2 separate regions of the Homo sapiens genome follow, and region 1 is linked to region 2. A link is a loop called in an ENCODE intact Hi-C map of the cell type or tissue named here. Cell type or tissue: heart left ventricle. All regions are shown on one strand. Each heading gives the region's core, and the rest is flanking DNA. Links, peaks and the distances in the headings are about the cores only.

Evidence for each region. A loop is a pair of places that touch in the nucleus more often than their neighbours do. Peaks named below come from ENCODE experiments on the same cell type or tissue, not always from the same donor. Only the 100,000 strongest peaks of a DNase experiment are listed, where the experiment ranks them.
Region 1: it touches region 2 in a loop (2.3-fold over the local background); 22 of 110 quality-filtered maps call a loop at or near these places.

What each region holds. Positions count from the first base shown.
Region 1 is chr4:56,538,751-56,549,166 of GRCh38, reverse strand. It overlaps SPMAP2L (sperm microtubule associated protein 2 like), which reads right to left. Exons shown (of 9, transcript NM_001256475.2): 2 at 344-377. Among named protein-coding and RNA genes, the nearest start is that of SPMAP2L, 13 kb to the right of the region's middle. RefSeq lists a silencer at 4,353-4,542. In heart left ventricle, for the core only: CTCF peaks have their summits at 4,220 (motif pointing left) and 4,443 (motif pointing right); a DNase peak (open chromatin) is centred at 4,426; H3K4me3 peaks cover 707 bases.
Region 2 is chr4:56,794,806-56,805,221 of GRCh38, reverse strand. LOC105377668 (a long non-coding RNA gene) reads right to left here and starts at 10,300. Exons shown (of 3, transcript XR_941082.2): 1 at 10,262-10,300; 2 at 5,639-5,720; 3 at 4,305-5,097. RefSeq lists a silencer at 1,594-1,733. In heart left ventricle, for the core only: a CTCF peak has its summit at 4,885 (motif pointing right); a DNase peak (open chromatin) is centred at 4,901; H3K4me3 peaks cover 985 bases; H3K27ac peaks cover 557 bases.

The DNA of each region.
Region 1 (10,416 bases), core at 1,273-9,272, 260 kb after region 2:
AAATACAAAAATTAGCTGGGTGTGGTGGCACATGCCCGTAATCCCAGCTACTCAGGAGGCTGAGGAAGGAGAATCACTTGAACCCGGGAGGCAGAGGTTGCAGTGAGCCGAGATCACGCCACTGCACTCCAGTCTGGGGAACAGAGCGAGACTCTGTCTCAAAAAAAAAAAAAAAGAAAGAAAGAAAAGAAAAGAAAGAAAAGGACCTTATGACAAAGGGAAAGCCTAGGAATGTCCTTTTTGAAAACCCCAAGGTAGACCCACGTCAAATGAATCTGCCCCATCCAGATTGGCTGGCCTATTAGTTTAGGTCTGTGAAAATAGTACTATAACTATGTCTTACCATTTCCTTACAAAGTCACAGGAAACAGGATTTGCTAAAAGAAAACAAAAGTAAAAGCAAAAATTAGATTCAACAGGAATCAAAGATATGATTAAGATAGCATCACAAATTAAAAGAGAAAGGAGTTAGAAAAAAATATTTGGGGAAATGGCCAACTGAAATATATCATAGTATGTACCAAAATAAACCAAAGGTAAATCAAGGAGTTAAGTATTTTAAAAACTGAATTAGAGGAAATAAGAGAATATCTACTTGATCCCTGGATTTTAATCTTCTAGAGTTAAAGCTGGCAAAAGATATAAAGGACAATATAAATAGATTAAAATACTTAAAATTTCTGTGTCAAAAATTAAACCTTAAAGATGACAGAAAAATTTGGAGGAATATTTGGCAATAAATATGATAAAGGGTTAATAGTCTTAACATTTGAAGAGTATAAATGTACAGATTATAAGAAAAACACTAAGGTAAGTGTCAAAATTAAATAGACAAAGGATGAGAACAGAATTCACATATGAAGATATATAAAGGGCTAATAACTAACATAAGTAAAAGTTCATCAGCACTACAGGAAAGGTAAAAAAAACAGAAAGAGAACGCTCAAACTTGCTTATAATCAAAACAATGCAAAAAATGAGATTTTTCTTTAAACTGGCAAATTGGCAAAATTTTTTTGCAAAGTATAAAGATGTTGGAAGGGTAAGATGAAATGAGTCCTTCTGTGCATTGCTGGTAAAAGTCTAAATTAGTATATTTTATGAAAAATAATTTGATAGTGTCAGTAATGTTTACATGTCTTAGTCCAATTCTATTTATAGAAATGGACCCTAAAGAAATAATTCAAGTGTGGGCAAAGATTTATGCAGAAAAATCTTCATTGTGGTATCTTTAACAGTGGGAAATTAGGTAATCCTGAAATGTCCAAAACAGAAGAAATGGTTAAGCTAATGAAAAATCTCGTTTATAAGCTGGGTTTTTTTGTTTTTTTGTTTTAATGTGGAAAAATGTAGGTGATCCCATAGGCCTTATAATGATGGATTGCTCCAGAGTCTTTTCTTGGGAGTTTTTAATCCCATCCAAGAGTTTTGAAATAACATTGTCTAGAATGTTTTTGGTAAAGAAAAGTGGGTGCGCTACAGCATCAGACAGACCTGGCTCAAACCTCAGTTTTGTTGCTTACTCCACTGTACAATCTTGGGTAAATTAATTTCTCAGGGATTTAGTTTTCCCTTCTCAGATAGGAGGATTAATAGGTCTGTGTAAAGATTACTGATAAACAGCCTCGTGCAGTGGCTCATGCCTGTAATCCCAGCACTTTGGGAGGCCAAGGCAGGCAGATCACCTGAGGTCAGGAGTTCGAGATCAGCCTAGCCAAGATGGTGAAACCCTGTCTCTACTGAAAATACAAAAATTAGCCACTCATAGTGGTGTGTGCCTGTAATCCCAGCTACTTGGGAGGCTGAGGCAGGAGAATTGCTTGAACCTGGGAGGCGGAGGTTGCAGTGAGCCAAGATTGCACCACCGCACTTCAGCCTGGGCAACAAGAGAGAAACAACTCCATCTCAAAAAAAAAAAAAAAAAGAGAATTAGTAATAAAACAAGATTAGTGTATACATGTACATCACTTACATATATATGTATAGCATCTTGCATATGGTAGATGAATGGTAGTTACAATTATTGGTTACAACTTCAGTGTATCAATGGCTTAAATAGAGCACTGTAGGAAACACAATTAACTATTCAACGAACTTGTGATTTGGCTCCTATAGGCAAGCATGGTGCCAGTATGGAGAGAACACAAATGACGAAGGTCTCTCTTCTCAAAAAGTTTACACTCCAGTGGGAGGCAGGCTATGAATTTAAACAAAAAAAAGTAAATGGAACTTTTAAATTCAGATATTTTCTGTTGTTCCAGACCTAAGGGAAAAGGGAGAGTAGTCTACAAAAATGTCCCTCACAGCCAGCCGTGCTGTCACCCATGAAAGTTGCAGCACTTATTCTATGGGCTTTTTATGTATTACCAACCTTGCCTTTCAGCTTTATGACCTGACACAGGTTAGAGAGTCAGTAAAAAACTGAATCAGTCCTAAAAGACCATCTATAAGTACTGATAATGTGAATGAATAACTCTTTGCTATTGCTCTTTCATACTATAATTTCTCCTATAGGTAAAGTTTTCACTCTTTATTTTAGAAAACACACTTTTGAGGTTATCTCACTAATTGGCAGGATGAAATAGCTCTCAGGTGGCTGTTGTTAGCTAATGTCCCAAGCAAAGCAGTGTTATAGTGGTTTCCAAATTTGTCCACAGATTAGAATCACCTGGAGATCTCTTACAAACTACAAGTCCCAGGCCACATCTCAGACCAATTAAGTCACAATCTCTGGGGAAGGGACACAGGCATCAGCATTTTTTGAAGCAGACAAGTTTGGGAACTGCTATCATATCATTTAATGGCTGAGACCACTGGCTCTGGAATCAGAGTTCCCGGAACGAAATTTTGGCTCTAACTTCTGATCTAAGGCAAGTTTATTTAGGCTCTCTGCAACTAAGTATTTTCACGACTGAGTTCTTGCTTCAAAAAGTTGTTAGAGGAAAGTTAAATAATACAAGGAAAGCACTCTGCACAGTGTCCAAAACACAGCACTATAAATGAAATCCATTATTAATTCTAAGAATTTAGGAATTAAGATTCTGCTTAAATTTCTGTGAATTAAAAAAAATGTGGCTGGGCACGGTGGCTTATGCCTGTAATCCCAACACTTTGGGAGGCCAAGGCAGGTAGATCACCTGAGGTCAGGAGTTCAAGACCAGCCTGGCCAACATGGCGAAACCCCATCTCTACTAAAAATAACAAAAATTAGCTGGGTGTGGTGGCGGGCGTCTGTAATCCCAGCGACTCAGGAGGCTGAGGCAGGAGAATCGCTTGAACCCAGGAGGCAGAAGTTGCTGTGAGCCGAGATCATGCCATTGCACTCCAGCCTGGGGGACAAGAGCGAAACTCCGTCTCAAACAAACAAACATAAACAAAAATGTTTAAGTAATTGTTAAGGAAGTGTTTACTATTAAGGGTTCCAACTGCTTTTTTTTTTTTTTTTTTTGAGACAGGGTCTCTCTGTTGCCCAGGCTAGAGTGCAGTAGCGCAATCATCACTCACTGCAACCTCCACCTCCCCAGTTCAAGCGATTCTCGTGCCTCAGTCTCCCGAGTAGCTGGGACTACAGGTGTGTGCCACCAAGCCACGCTAATTTTATTTTTTGTAGACAGGGTCTCACTATGGTGCCCAGGCTGGTCTTGAACTCCTGGGCTCCAGCAATCCTCCTACCTTGGCCTCCCAAAGTGCTGGGCATGAGTCACCACACGTAGCCATGAAAATTATTAGTAAAATGTTAAACCTACTTTGTAAACATGTACTCACATGTATTTTCATTGGTTTATGTGTTTCTACCCTCCCTTCATTTCTAAAAGGATTTGAGGTTGCTTACATAAACAGACTACAATAGGATATGTCTGTTTTTAGATGAAAAACTCAAGGAAAGAGAAAAATAGTCAGGAGAAGGGTAAGAAAAATAAGGGAAGCATAGATAATAAAGCCTAGCATAGTTGTATCAGAGCTTTCTACCAGGGAAAGAAAGACACCAGCTGTTCCTAACAGTGGAATCTTTTAGGAGGAGGGTGGAGCAGGGGCTTCATCACCATGTATTTCTTTCTTGTGTTTGTTTTCTCTCTCATAGATTAGTCAATCACATGCAAATGTCAGTAGCCCGGCCGCAGACTAGGATTTACACTGACACAGCTGCGCCGGGCGGGTCTGTGTGGACAGCATTGTCCTCAGTGGTATAGGACAGGCTCGATGGCCCCGGGCGTGCTGGCCACCACCTTGCGGACAGTCGTCTCGGGGACACAGAAGCGCAGCCTGCGATGGGCTTTCCTGTTGAGAATGCTGCCGTTGCTGAGCTTTCTGGTCAGTGTTGCAGAGGATGACGTAGTTGTGCAGGTCCACAAGCGGGTCTGGAACTGCTCCACAGTCTCCCTCCCGCCCTCGGGCCAGGTGGCGCTCCAGACGGCGGAGCCAGAGCGCGTGCGGCCGGCAACCAGGCCACCAGGGGGCGCAGGTTGGCAGCGGCTGGAGGGCTGCGGGGCTCGGCCTAGCGGAGCCCAGCAACTCGAACTGCGACACAAGTTGAAATTTAAAAAAAAAAATCTCTCGGATGAGGTCTTAACTGGTGTTATACAAGGAGCAACATAATTATAAAACGTTGGTGGAAAGCCAAATAGAACCCTATTTTTTTTACGTTTTTTCGCCTCTTCAAAGTTTATTCCTGATTTGTGTTGCATGAAACTAAGTTAAAAAAAATAGTTTCCAGTGAAGTACTATAAATGACTGAGTATGAGGCATGATTTTCCCCAAAAAATTATTCTTCAGTAAAGGTTACCGTATATGCAAGCTCTTAAAAGAACCCATCTTAAGAGGTGCTTTCTCAATTGCTTTATTTTCTCAACAAAGAACTGGGCAAGGAAAACGTATTGGGGCCGGGCACGGTGGTTCACACCTGTAATCCCAGCACTTTGGGAGGCCAAGGCGGGCGGATCACTTGAGCTCAGGAGTTCGAGACCAGCCTGGCCAACATGGTGAAATTCCATCTCTACAAAAAATACAAATATTAGCCGGGCGTGGTGGCTCACACCTGTAATCCCAGCTACTCGGGAGGCTGAGGCACGAGAATCACTTGAGCCCAGGAAGCAGAGGTTGTTGCAGTGAGCCTAGGTAGGGCCATAGCACTCCAGCCTGGGCAAGAGAGCGAGACTCCATCTCTCTCTCTCTCTCTCTCTCTCTCTCTCTCTCACATACACACACACACACACACACTCTCTCTCTCTCTCTCTCTCACATACACACACACACACACACACACACACACACTCTCTCTCTCTCTCTCTCTCAATATATGCTAGAATGGGAAAAGTACAGAGTTCTCCCTACCAAAATTAATAGGTTAAGCGAAGGAAAGGAATAAGAAATTCAAAACAGATTTAGTAATTATTCTTGGGAATATAATCTCATAATCCTAAATGCTAGGTGTTGTTCTAAAGCTTTAAACATTATTTTATTTATTTATTTATTTATTTGAGACAGAATCTCACTCTGTCACCCAGGCTGGAGTGCAGTGGCGCAATTGGCTCACTGCAACCTCTGCCTCCCGGGTTCAAGTGATTCTTGTGCCTCAGCCTGCCAAGTAGCTGGGACTACTGGTGCACACCACGACACCTGGCAAATCTTTGTATTTTTAGTATAGAAGGGGTTTTGCCATGTTGGCCAGGCTGGTCTCAAACTCCTGGCCTCAACTGACCACCAGCGTCTGCCTCTCAAAGTGCTGGGATTACAGGTGTGAGCCACCATGCCCAGCCCTAAACTTTATTTTAAAAAGCAAAACATGGCTGGGCGCGGTGGCTCACGTCTGTAATCCGAGCACTTTGGGAGGCCAAGGTGGGCAGATCACGAGGGCAGGAGGTCGAGACCATCCTGGCTAACACGGTGAAACTCCGTCTCTACTAAAAATACAAAATATTAGCCTGGTGTGGTGGCGGGCGCCTGTAGTCCCAGCTACTCGGGAGGCTGAGGCAGGAGAATGGCGTGAACCCGGGAGGCGGAGCTTTCAGTGAGCCAAGATCGCACCCCTGCACTCCAGCCTGGAGACTCCGTCTCAAAAAAAAAAAAGCAAAACATAAACACAAAACGCAATAAACCACATAGTGATTGTATTGTAAAGGTAAAAGTACACGTACAGGATGAATTTTTTTTTTTAAGTTCCTACTTTTACATGACATGAATGGGTTCTGATGGCTCGTGATAATTTCCAGTGACAACATCAAACACAGGTTCAAAGGGACCCTGTCTTACTCCTAACAAAATAATAGAATCTAATAAAATAATGGTATCTAGGCAGTGAACAAGACTGGTTGTTGAAACCATCTGGTGAAAGGTGGATTGGAACTAACGTTGAGGGATCAGGGCTGACCTCACCTGAACCCACTCATCAATCTTACATTCCCCACAAGTGGGAGAGCCAGAGGATGCGCCTTACTCAAAGTGTGATGCTAGAGGAAGAGCACGTTCAGCACCACCTATCAAAGAACCTTGCCAAAAATAATTTATTCTGAGTTGAAGCAAGCCTCTTAATCTGCAATATGGGATATTTTACCGAATTTTCCTGACAAATAAATGGTGTTTCTAAAAGGGAGAGAGGACAAGGTCTATTGATGAAGAATAACAGAGACAAACAGACTGTAGGGGAGAAAACATAAGTTATTTTCTTCCCCTTTTTAAGATCTTAGTTGAGACACTCTCCTAAAAAAAAAAAAAAGGTAAATTAACAAAAGAAAAACAAGCAGAAGTTTATGAACATGAGCCATACCCATCATGCAGGAGAGGTCTCAGTTCAAAAGTATTTCTCTCTCAACGCAGTGGTTTGGGGGCTTTGCTTAAATAGAATTTTAACAAAGAGCCATACATGCTATACAGTGGCCAGAGAAAGGAGAAAGCAGTTGTGGTCTTTTTAAAGTCAGGAAAATGTGGGAAGATAGTAAAATCTGTTCCCAGATTTCTCTGTTGCCTGCTAGTGCCTTCTCCAGTAAGGAAGGGTTGATGTCCCCGCCGCCAGGCAAACAGAGCCTGAGGCAGATCATTCCTCTGCGTTTTCATTGTCTTTTACTTAACATTCATCAGTATTTTGGTTTCCTTCAAGACCTAACTCCCAAATGCAATGTGAGGCTCTTGTTTAAGTCCTAATTTGAACAAATCAACTGTAAAAATATGTTTTTGAGACAATTAGGGAAACATGTATTTAGTGGGCATTAAAGAATAATTGTGGCAGGGCATGACAGCTCATGCCTGTAATCCTAGCACTTTGGGAGGCTGAGGTGGGAGGATCGTTTGAGATCAGGAGTTCAAGACCAGCCTGGGCAACCTAGGAAGACTCCATCTCTATAGAAAAAAGAAAGAAAGAAAGAATAATTGTAAATTTTGTTTGGTGTAATTATGACATGATAATTATGTGGCTTTTTAAAAATCCTTAGCAATTAGAGATGCATACTGAGGTATTTATGGGTAAAATGACATGGTATCTGGCAGTTTCTTTAAAACAAATTTGTCCTACAGGATGCCCAAAAATTAGGATTGGGGGGTGCCTAGATGAAACAATATTCAAAAACAGTGTTAATTATTGAAACTACGTAATGGGTACATAGGGGTTTATTATAACATACTCTATTTTGTGTATGTTAAGAAATTTCCATAATAAAAAAATATTTTACGTTTTTCTATCTCAAATAACTTAGAAATAAAAACAATGTGCCCTTAAAAAGTGTATTAAATTACTCAAAAAATGACTCTAGTGATGTCAAATATGCAAGTGAAAAAATTAATAAAACTGTTTTCCATGAAATCTGACATTAGGAATAAATATTTCTAAATTATACCATTTATTTTAATATGTTACTTTTATTTTTTAATTTAAATTTTTGTAATACAATTATAAACATTTGTCTATTTTAGCTCTATTTTTTAAAGTTTATATATTCAAATTGGCAAAAACATTTAAATGTCGTTATATTCAAGAATATACAGTAATTGCACTTTGGCAATATCTTGTTATATCAAATTAAGCAGTTATATTAAAATATAGACTCTCAACATTTGTTCATAGTGATTGGCCAGTCTAGCCACTTCATTTCACTAGAAAGGAAACAGACACACAGCTATGACGTAACCGAAAGTAAATCACAAGTTTCCTAACTCCTAGTCCAGTGCTCTTCGCAACAGAACCAAGTTTCCTCTTCTACTAAATGTATGCTCCAATTGAAATCCCCAGGATGCAACTGGAGCCATGACTCCTGGGCACAGCAGTGTTCAAACATTGACATTTCTTTGGGGACAGTAGGGAGGAGTTGACACATCCAATCCATCCTCATTGGCTGATTTTCCTGTAGTACAATTCCAGTATCACTTTCTGTCCCCAAAATGTTCCCCAGCCCACTCTTCCAGAGAAAATAGCAGCGGTGCTTCTTTTCTTCCATTTAAGGGGCCTGACCTATCTCGTCAGTAGTTCACAGGCTTTGGACGAACTGATGGGCTTTGGCTGTCTTTCTTTTCTTTCTTTCTTTCTCTCTTTTCTTTCTTTCTCTTTCTTCCTTTCTTTTCCTTCTTTCTCTCTCTTTCTTTCTTTCTTTTTCATTCACCACTGATCAGAAGGTATTATATGGCTTTTGTTTTGTTTTGAGACAGAGTCTCACTCTGTCACCCAGGCTGCAGTGCAGTGGTGCGATCTCGGCTCACTGCATCCTCTGCCTACCGGGTTCAAGCGATTCTCCTGCCTCAGCCTCCTGAGTAGCTGGGCTTACAGGCGTGCACCACCACTCCCGGCTAATTTTTGTATTTTTAGCAGAGGCAGGGTTTTGGCATGTTGGCCAGGCTGGTCTTGAACTCCTGACCTCAGGTGACCCACCTGCCTCAGCCTCCCAAAGTGCTGGGATTACAGGCGTGAGCCACCATGCCTGGCCCATGATATGGCTTTGAATGCCGGTCCTCCACTATATGCATGGAGACAACATGCCAAGTCTCACATTCTTCATCTGTAAAATGGGGATGCAAATAGTACTTACTTCAAAGGGTTGTCTTAAGGATAAAATGAGATTACATTAAATATTTAAAACACTCAATGAACATAAGCTACTATTAATATGAGCTCAGTAACTCTTGAGTGAATCTAGAAAGTGTTCAGGAATGGCCATATGAATGACTTTTATGCTGACTTTACCCATTCATTTTAAGCTTTGGAATAGAGAAGGATAAAGAAACTTAAATCCCTGTCCAAGGTCATGCAGCTTACCTTTCAGGTAGAAAGACAGACAACAAGCAAGTAAATAACTTCAGATAGTGGTAAGCGCTGGGAAGGAAATAAATCAGTGTGATGTGGCTGGTAAGGCAGAAGGAGAGGGTGCCTACTTTAGGGAGAGAAGTCAGGGCCTTCCTGAAGTAGCATGGTCATGAGACTCTCTCTAAAAAGTTTTCAGACTCTGCTTTAGAAAACACTACATTAAGGCAGGCACGGTGGCTCACACCTGTAACGTCAGCACTTTGGGAGGCTGAGGCAGGCAGATCACTTGAGGTCAGGAGTTTGAGACCAGCCTGGCCAACATGGTGAAACCCTGTCTCTACTAAAAATACAAAAATTAGCTGGGTGTGGTGGTGCAGGCCTGTAATCCCAGCTACTCAGGAGGCTGAGGCAGGAGAATCGCTTGAACCTGGGAGGCAGAGGTTGCAGTGAGCTGAGATTGCACCATTGCACTCCAGCCTTGGCAACAAGAGCAAAACTCCATCTCAAAAAAATAAATAAGTAAAAAATAAAAAGAGGTTATTGTTGCCACTTAACTCAGAAAAATGAAGTGCTTGTCCTGTAGGATACTCCAGTACATTTTACTTTGTATGCTGTGGATGTGTTATTGTTGTAGATATATTCAGCCTCCCCAACCACAGAAATAGTTCTTCAAGGAAGGAATCCATGTCTTATTCATCTACAGCTCACTACCTACACCATAAACATAGTATGCGCTCAATAAAGTTCAGCAATAACAGTGATGATTAGGTGATGATACTATTGTTAGGTGATAGAATAATAGAACCGACTCTATAAATTTTTTAAATTTGGCACACAACCAAAATGCCATGTCTTAGTCATCTTTGCACTCCATAGGACACAGAAGAGTGACTTAGTAGTCGCTCAATAAATGTTGGATGAAGAAAAATCTTATTGAGTGAGTAGAGGCACGGGGATGTGCTAATTATTGCCCAATGTTTACACCACTTTTTGTAAATATTATATAAATATACTTAGTGTTTGTTGAGCTTTACTAAAGGAATTAATGTAAAGACTTACTGGAATTGACAAGGAAAATCTAGAAGACAAATTGAGAAGGTAGAAGGCTTTAAAGTAGTCTTTTCTTTTGTTTTGCTTTTTTGAGATGGAGTCTTGCTCTGTTGCCCAGGCTGGAGTGCAGTGGCATGATATTG
Region 2 (10,416 bases), core at 1,424-9,423:
CTTCTTTTTTTTCTTTTCTTTTCTTTTTTTTTTTTTTTTTTTTTTTTTTTTTTTTTTTGAGACAGAGGCTCGCTCCAGGCTGGAGTGCAGTGGAGCGATCTCAGCTCACTGCAATCTCTGCCTCCAGGGTTCAAGTGATTCTCCTGCCTCAGCCTCCCGAATAGCTGGGGTTACAGGCACACACCACCATGCCTGGCTAGTTTTTGTATTTTTAGTAGAGATGAGGTTTCACCTTGTTGGCCAGGCTGGTCTAATGTTCTTTAAAAGTGGCATAGTAATTATAGTTGTCTCAAGTAAATGGTGAGAAGAAAGTTCAACAGTCTATGGAGAGTTCTAGAATAGAAGCTGCCCAAGGATGGAGATCCTCTAAGTCTTGCTCATCATGGTATTTTCAGTGCCCAGAATAGCACCTAGCACAGTGCATATTTGTTGGTTGAGGACATGAAAATACAGCTTAGGAAGCTCACAAAATAATGACAACAAAACCACTAACCTCCATGAATTTCCTTCCTGCAAGAACAGGCAAGATAACTCAAACCAGAAATCCCACACACCACAAAGAAAACAACGTTTTGACTTGCCCAACAGTGAATTTCATTTTTTCCTATGTTACTCTGAAAAAGATAACAATGCTTCATGCCCAGAAGATTTTGAACAGTTCCAGGAGCATACCTTAAACTGGTTTAGATTCTTCTTTGTTATTTAATTAATTAATTTATTTGAGATGGAATCTTGCTCTGTTGCCCAGGCTGGAGTGCAGTGGTGTGATCTCGGCTCACTGCAACCTCCACCTCCCAGGTTCAAGCAATTCTCTTGCCTCAACCTCCCGAGTAGCTGGGATTACAGGTGCCCACCACCAAACCCTGCTAATTTTTTGTATTTTTTAGTAGAGACGGCGTTTCACCATATTGGCCAGGCTGGTCTTGAATTCCTGACCTCGTGATCCACCCCCTTCAACCTCCCAAAGTGCTGGGATTACAGATGTGAGCCACCGTGCCCGGCCCTTTTTTTAATTTTAAAAATTATTCTTAATTTTTGTAGAGATGAGGCCTGGCCATGTTGCCCAGGCTGGTCTTGAACTCCTGAGCTCAAGCAGTCCACCTGCCTTGGCCTCCCAAAGCTCTGGGATTACAGGCATGTGCCACAGCACCCGGCCCTGCCTTAGATTTTTTTAATGACAAAAAATCTTTACGTCTGATCATTCACTCATTTATGTCGTACACACTTACAGATATCTACCATGTGATGAGCATGGGGTATACAATGACAAATGACCCTTAGCTCCTGTACATGCAGAACTTATAGGATCATTCTTTTTTCTCTGAAAAGCAGAACAACTCTCACTTCTGAAAACCAAGAATCTGATGTCTGCTGTAGACTTTTAAGTTCCATGAGGTTAAAACCAGTATTTGTTGTGTTCCCTACTGAATTCCCAGCACTTGGCACAGTGCCTGTCACACAATAAAAACCTAATAAGTACTCGTGGGCGGGCTTACTGAAGTCAGTTTCATTCTGATGGCTTCTGCATTCTGTGGCTAGATTTACAATGGCAAGAGTATTTTGGACAAAAGGAGAAGCTGAGCTTCAGGCAGCAAAGCAGGTGGCAACAGTTAGATATAAATCACTCTCATTCAACCTTCAGGGGAGCCACTTCCTCACTATGTCTTGGAGGTGAGCTCACCCAGGCCATAAACCTCAAAAAAAGGGGACCTATGTCTTAGTTTATTGAACATTTATTTGCTGAACACTGTGTGTGTGTGTGTGTGTGTGTGTGTGTGTGTGTGTGTGTGTGTGTGTATGTTTCAGACGTGGTCTTACTTTGTCACCCAGGCTGGAGTGAAGATTACAGCTCACTGCAGCCTTGACTTCCCAGGCTCAAGCAGTCCTCCTGCCTCAGCTTTCCAAGTAGCTTGAACTACACGCATGCACCACCATGCCCAGCTAACACTTTTTAACTTTTTTTTCGTAGAGACAGGGTCTTGCTATATTGCCCAGGCTGGTCTTGAACTCCTGGGCTCAAGCGATCCTCCCATCTCATCCTCCCAAAGTGCTGGGATTACAGGCGTGACATGCCGCACCTGGCCAACACTATTTGTTTTTAAGAAAGCACTTTGTGGATGTGAAGAAAGTTCAGCCATTGTGGAAGACAGTGTGGGGATTCCTCAAGGATCTAAAACTAGAAATACAATTTGACCCAGCAGTCCCATTACTGGGTATATCCAAAGGATGATAAATCATTCTACTATAAAGACACATGCACATGTATGTTTATTGTGGCACTATTCACAATAGCGAAGACTTGGAACCCAAATGTCCATCAATGACAGAATGGATAAAGAAAATGTGGCACATATACACCATGGAATACTATGCAGCCATAAAAAAGGATGAGTTCATGTCCTTTGCAGGGACATGGATGAAGCTGGAAACCATCATTCTCAGCAAACTATCACAAGAACAGAAAACCAAACACCACATGTTCTTACTCATAAGTGGAAGTTGAACAAGGAGAACACATGGACACAGGGAGGGAAACATCACACACTGGGGCCTGTCAGGGGGTGGGGGGCTAGGGGAGGGATAGCATTAGGAGGAATACCTAATGTAGGTGACAGGTTGTTGGGTGCAGCAAACCACCATGGCACGTGTATGCCTATGTAACAAAACTGCACGTTCTGCACATGTAACCCAGAACTTAAAGTATAATTAAAAAAATAAAAACAACAAAAAAAGCATTTTGTTTTATTTGTCTTTATTATTTATTTATTTTGAGACGGAGTTTTGTTCTTGTTGCCCGGGCTGGAGTGCGATGGTGCAATCTTGGCTAACTGCAACCTCCATCTCCCAGGTTCAAGGGATTCTCCTGCCTTAGCCTCCTGAGTAGCTGGGACTACAGGCACGCGCCACCACGCCCAGCTAATTTTTGTATTTTTAGTAGAGATGGGGTTTCACCACGTTGGCCAGGCTGGTCTCGAACTCCTGACCTCAAGTGATCTGCCTGCCTCGGCCTCCCAGATTGTTGGGATTACAGGCGTGAGCCACTGCACCTGGCCTTTTTTATTTTTATTTTTAAATAATAGACATGGGAGTCTCACTATGTTGCCCAGGCTGGTCTCAAACTCCTGGGCTCAAATGAGGTTTCCACCTTGGCTTCCTGAAATGCTGGGGTTACAGAAGTGAGCCACCACATCCAGCCATGGAGTTTTCTTCCCATAGAATTAAAGTGATCTCAGCATAAAAAAAATTGAGAACCCATGTTCCAGGGCTTCTTTCACCTGTCCCTCTCTAAACTCCTAGTTGAGATCAAATTCCGGCTCATACTGAAATGTCCTCTCTTAGTCGCAGGGTCTTCAAAGAAAATAAAGCATCAGACAAAATATTGAAACCATTAAGCTTCCTTCTACCCCATTCCAGTTCTCATCCACAGTTACTCTCTGACATCATACAACTATGTTTATATTGTATTGTATAAGCATTTAACTGACACACACAATGAATAAAATACAGAAGAAAAGGAACTTGGGGAAGCAAAGACCTCGTTCTCACCTCCTTCTATAATACCCAGATCTAAGCCTCTGTTTCTATATTCTCCATGGTGAGAGGAAGCAACATACCTACACAATATTTAGCAATATGATCAATCACATGTGAAAGCAGTTGCCAATAACGGGACCATTTAGACTGCCAAATTACATAATTGACACATTCTCTCTTTAAAGCAGGGAGTTTTATTTTTCTGTGTTGAAAATGAGATAATATTTAATTTAATGAGTGTCTATAGTTGCATTCACTGCAGTATTTTTTTTTTCGAGACGGAGTCTCATTCTGTCGCCCAGGCTGTAATGCAGTGGCACAATCTTGGCTCACTGCAACCTCTGCCTCCCAGGTTCAAGCGATTTCTGGCTAATTTTTCTATTTTTAGTAGAGACAAGGTTTCACTATGTTGGCCAGGCTGGTCTTGAACTCCTGACTTCAAGTGATCTGCCCGCCTCAGCCTCCCAAAGTGCTAGGATTATAGGTGTGAGCCACCATGCCTGGCCCACTGGCCCACTACAGTCTTCTTTTTTTTTTTTTTTTTTTTGGAGTCTCACTCTGTTGCCCAGGCTAGAGTGCAGTGGCGCAATCTCGGCTCACTGCAATCTCTGCCTTCCTGGCTCAAGTGATTCTCCTGCCTCAGCCCCCTGAGTAGCTGGGATTACAGGCGCGCACCACCATGCCCGCCTACTTTTTGTATTTTAGTAGAGACGGAGTTTCACCATATTGGCCAGACTGGTCTCGAACTCCTGACCTCGTGATCTGCCCGCCTTGGCCTCCCAAAGTGCTGGGATTACAGGCGTGAGCCACCGAGCCCGGCCAAAACCCGCTCCAGTATTCTTAATCCATAGTATTGAAACTACAGGCACATTTTATGAGGGCCTATGATCTAAAGTGCTATCCTTTATGTTTTATATTGTTTAAGAGAGAAACATCAACTCTGTTTCTTAGTATTCTAGCAGATTCAAAAACTGGTTTTCTTACTGTGCAGGGGATCGTGTTTATGTGACATTTATGATAAAATTAGGTTTCATAGTTTTTGTGGCTTTTCTTCTGTCCCCAAGTAAAATTAGATTTCCTTATACGTAGAAAGAAAAAAAATTGGGGGAGGAAATACATTAAAACATTAATGAAATTAAATAATCATACTCAAATTTTCTTCAAGGAGTATACACTATTTTGCTAATTATAATAAAATGGGTCTTATTAAAAATCAGAGTGGGGGAGAGGAGGAAGAAAGGTCTGATTTTAAAAGCCATGAGATGAAGGCACGAGTCAGAAAGAGCCCAGCAATAATCTCTTACAGATCATGACCAAAAATGCTTCCTGGCCAGTGTGGAGACACCAGGGGGCAGTGGCTCCCTGAGAACTGCTGCTGCTCCCAGCTCAGGCGGCTCAGCCTGCAGTCTACGATTCATCGATTCATCGTCACCAAACTCGGGAAAGTTACGTTGCACTTACATGCTGCTTCCGAAGGCTCTTATGCTTTGATTTCTTGAAGGCACCGTTTCTGTGAATAAAACTGAACGATGGTCCGGCGGGGATTAGCATGTAGTTGAGGACCTGGGTGAAAAGATGGGAAATAAAGACAAACCGAAACCATTTTGCCTTCTGGAGTAGGAGTCCAGGAAAGGGATTTGAAAAGCTGCCACGATAGGGTTCAAACTTAGCGGTCCAGGTTGACCTAGTTCCCACAGCCATCAGGAAGAGGGGCGTGCTTCTCTATGGGCAGCAAGTTGAGGAGGAAGTTCCCACTCTTCTTCTCCAGCTTTTCTGCCTCAACACTGCCGCCCCCTGTCCCTCCCCCAGTTCACAATCTTTCATTCTGGCTAAAACTTCTGCCTTTATGCATTACTTCAGGCAATGCATATAACATTCTATCTTTGCTTGGCTATACTGTTTACAAAGTTGTTTATACTTTATAAACCATTTTCATGCGTGTTTTCCACCCATGATTTGAAATGGTTTGGGCTTTCGACTCCCACGTTAAAGACCTTCACTATATTGGAAATAAGTACACCCTAAGTGACTAAAGCTAATACTAGAAACCACTGGATTACTGGACCAAGCCCTAATGACATCGCATTGGCCTGAGAACACTGACCAGGCTGCTGGCTAAAGCTCCTGATGTGGGCAGCGTGGAAGGTCCAGGATCTCAAATACGGAGTTTGGCAGCGAATTTCTTTCTGAAAAGGAAGAGCAAGGCGACACTGTAGAAGCGTTTTCTATTCAAAGACTTTCACAGGCATCTGTGCACATCAAATCGGCAATGAATACGTGTGAGACAGATGACCTTCATTTTCAATGTGGTTTGGAGGTCTTTGGAAGAGTGAAGAATTCCTTTGTTTGCCACAGGTGATTTATTAGGGAAAGTTGTCTTTCTAAACCATATATTTTCAAAAGTTGCAACAAGTCTTACTCATGCAGAAAAATCTTTCAAAAGGAGCATTTGCTACAGAGTTTTTAGGGTAGTGTGGTTTTACACACTAAATAAATGCTTGTAAATATATTTGGGACTTGTAATCAACAGTACCTTTGTTTCCTTTCTTTGCAGTGGATTTGGTGGCTACTGTTACTGTTTTCTTCCTTTTCTTTTTTTTGAGACGGAGTCTCACTCTGTCACCCAGGCTGGAGTGCAGTGGCGCAATCTCAGCTCACTGCAACCTCTGCCTCTGGGGTTCAAGCGATTCTCCTGCCTCAGCCTCCTGAGTAGCTGGGATCACAGGAATGCGCCACCACACCCAGCTAATTTTTGAATTTCTAGTAGAGACAGGGTTTCACCATGTTGGCCAGGCTGGTCTTGAACTGCTGACCTCAAGTGATCTCCCCGCCTCGGCCTCCCAAAGTGCTGGGATTACATAAACAACTAAGGTGCTGAAAGGATTTAGTTCTCAGTGCTGCTGAGCCAGGAGCTTCTCATTTAGACTCTGTTGGGGAAAAAAGCTGGTTCCCAAGTACGTGGCAGCACTTAGGTGGTTTATTATTTGTTGAGCACCAAAGATGTGCTCAGTCCAGTAGGAAAATCACACACAGTACCTTCCATGCCTTCTATAAGCCCGCCTTCCCAGGCATCTTGGCTCACATCAGACAAAGGAGAATAAAATAAACAATTTAGCCAGGGCACAATGCGAAGCCTGGAAAATTGTTTTTTAAATAGAAACTAAATAAATCACAAAATAAATCACAGTACCTTGGACATATTTTATACATTTAACCAGAATTTTGAGTTAATATTAGGTCTATAAAATGGTAGTTAGTAAGGCTAGGATAAGCAATTTCTCTCTGCACACTTTCAAGCTGATTCTTTCTTGTGGAACAGATGTTGCTTCCACCTTCCTCAACTATCTCTATGGCTCCTGCAAAATGTATTTAATATATCCCACTGACCTACCAATGTCTGAGCCTCCATATTTCATCAGTCTTTTAATAAATGGTTGTCTTCTTCACATTCTTCTTTTAACATGCAAATGTCCTATAGAAAGCTAATATATTAAGTTTTTAACACAGGGATGGCAAATTCTAGGCAAGTTCCCAGGCATGCTGCCAGTTGACAGCAGGTGTTACTAATCTATCATCGCATGCTTTCTCACAGAGTCTGGAATTAGCCTTAGAATCCTCAAGGTGGCCGGGCATGGTGGCTCATGCCTGTAATCTCAGCACTTTGGGAAGCCGAGGCAGGTGGATCACCAGAGATCAGGAGTTTGAGACCAGCCCAGTCAACATGGTGAAACTCTGCCTTTACTAAAAATACAAAAATTAGCTGTGCATGGTGGTGGGTGCCTGTAATCCCAGCTACTCGGGAGACTGAGGCAGGAGAATCACTTGAACCTGGGAAGTGGAGGTTGCAGTGAGCCGAGATCGTGCCATTGCACTCTAGCCTGGGCGACAAGAGCAAAACTCCATCTCAAAAAAAAAAAAAAAAGGCCGAGCACAGTGGCTCATGCCTATAATCCCAGCACTTTGGGAGACTGAGGCAGGTGGATCACATGAGGTCAGGAGTTCGAGACCAGCCTGACCATCATGGTAAAACCCAATCTCTACTAAAAAAAAAATACAAAAATTAGCTGGCCATAGTGGCTGGCACCTGTAATCCCAGCTACTCAGGAGGCTGAGGCAGCAGAATCGCTTGAACCCAGGAGGTGGAGGTTGCAGTGAACTACAACTCCAGCCTGGGTGACAGGGTGAGACTCTATCTCAAAAAAAAAAAAAAGGGAATCCTCAACACAGTGCTGCTGGCAGCCTATGCAGGCTAGTCAATGTTGGCATATGAGTAGAAGTCTATATGGTATCCCTCCCTACCTTAGCAGCATAATCTGGATGAGTTGATAATATATTATCTTCATGATCAGGGTTCCAGAAACCAGCAAACTGGATGATAAGGGCATAAGGAGGATAAATATTAAGGTCAATCTTGTTCTACATCACAATTGCATCCTAGGCTTTTTGCCTAACACACACACTCTCTCTCTCTCTCTCTATATATATATATATATATTTTTTTTTTTTTTTTTTTGGAGACAGAGTCTTGCTCTGTTGCCCAGGCTGGAGTGCAGTGGTACAATCTCGGCTCACTGCAACCTCCACCTCCCGGGTTCAAATGATTCTCCTGCCTCAGCCTCCCAAGTAGCTAGGATTACAGGTGCCCGCCACCACACCTGGCTAATTTTTTGTGTTTTTAGTGGAGACAGGGTTTCACCGTGTTAGCCAGGATGGTCTTGATCTTCTGACCTTGCGATCTGCCTGCCTCAGCCTCCCAAAGTGCTGGGATTACAGACATGGGCCACTGCGCCTGGCCACTCTATTTTAATGGCAGAAATAACAAACAAGGGTGGCAGAACTACAAAAGAATACTTTAGGAATATTTACTTTAAAATAGTGAAACATTTTCAGGCCTTTCTAAGTAACTAGCTGTCTTCAAATAGCTCATTCATCAAGGCTTGCACACAGATAGTCTTCTAACCCTAGGATAAGTGAAGCCCACACATAGTGGGCATGAATTGTTAAATGGGGAAGTGTTGAGGAGCTATTGCCAAGGGGAGTTGGATAGTGTCACCCAGAAAATAACAATGAAGTCAATATCTCCTGCACATTGCGGTAGACTTTCCAGGTACTTTGGATGAACTACTAGAATTTGTTCTCCTCTTGTCCCAAAGTCAGTGTACATGACCTCTCTGATATAAAAGCAGAGCAAAAATCACACAGAAAGAAAGAAGCCCACTTAAGAGAGTGGGAGCTACAGCTGGCATGTTACAGGAAGCACCTTGAAAGTGAACAAAGCTCTGATAGATAATAGCAGTAGTTACGGCTGTGAAAGTATAATCAGTCCTATCACCCCCCACCACCCAGAGTCAGAAGAGTTTACTGATGCTCTTGGGGGACAGGAAAGGCCCCCAGGAGCAGGGAGGCTGAGGTGGTCAGTAGTTGCATAAGCCCTGGCACGTAAGGGCAAGTTAGGGAACATTCATCTTAGGATTCTGTGGCTCCTTCCTTGCAAAGGGGAGAGAGCATCTCAAGGTGGGAGACAACCCCAAGAGCAGTGACGGCAGAGAGAGAGACGGCTGAGAGCCCCCAGCCTGAAAGAAGGCATTGTAATAGGCAGCAGCGCCTGTACAGAATGGTCGGTAGGGGAAAATGGGGAGGCGGCAGTGGTTGGCCCCTTGAAAAAGGGTCCAGCCTTGGCCTGGGTGTGCTCATGAGAACACCTGGGGTTCCCCAGAAGCGTGGAGCAGGGCCCAAAGCTCCTTTCCCTGCAGGCTTCTTTAAGGAGAAAAAGGCATTCAGGGAGCACTCTGGCAAGGTGTGCCAGAATTAGTCTTGAAGGCACAGCTAGAGCAGACAGGGCACCAAGGCACCATTAGTAGAGGAGGGGCAGCCTCTGATTGATTATACATGAAACAAATGCCCCTTTAACCTCATGGGGATTCTTGGAACTTGGGATGTACCTGTCATCTCTTTTTCTTTCTCTTTTAATAAAGTTGAGTTGAAAAACAAACCAAATTTAGTTATTATTGTATAACAGTAGCTTTCTTTTCTTTTCTTTTCTTTTCTTTTCTTTTTTTGAGATGGAGTCTCACTCTGTCACCCAGGCTGGAGTGCAGTGGCACGATCTCACCTCACTGCAACCTCTGCCTTCCAGGTTCAAGCGATTCTCTTGCCTCAGCCTACCGAGTAGCTGGGACTACAGGCGTCTGCCACCACGCCCGGCTAATTTTTGTATTTTTTTTTTCAGTAGAGATGGGGTTTCACCATGTTGGCCGGGCTGGTCTTTAACTCCTGACCTCAAGTGATCTGCCTGCCTTGGCCTCCCAAAGTGCTGGGATTACAGGCATGAGCCACCTCTCCCAGCCGATCAGTGACTTTTGAACTCTAGCTTGCAGCCGAATCATCTGGAGGGCACACACATTGCTAAGCTCCACTCCCAGTTTCTGATTTCATAGTTATAGAATGGGCTTGAAAATTTGTATTTTTAATGAGTTCCTTGGAGCTGCTGATGCTGCTGGTCAGGGAATACATAAGAACCACTAGCATAGAAAGTTTTCTGGACCATGGAATCCTTAGCTGAAAGATTCTGTAGACCAGATTATAATACAAGATAAGCAGCCCCTACCATAAAATAGTATCCTAACAAGGTACATTCCTGGCTAGGGCCTTGGGGTAGTTTGCTAGGGCTGTTGTAACAAAGTACCACGGACTGGATGGCTTAAACAACAGAAATTAATTTTCTCACAGTTCTGGAGTCTAGACATCCAAGATCAAAGTGTTCCGGGGCTGGTTTCTTCTAAGGCCTGTCTTGGCTCTGAAGATGGCCATCTTCTCCCTGAGTCTGCACATGGTCTTCCCTCTGTACCTCTCTGTGTCCAAATTTCCTCTTCTTCCTCTCTC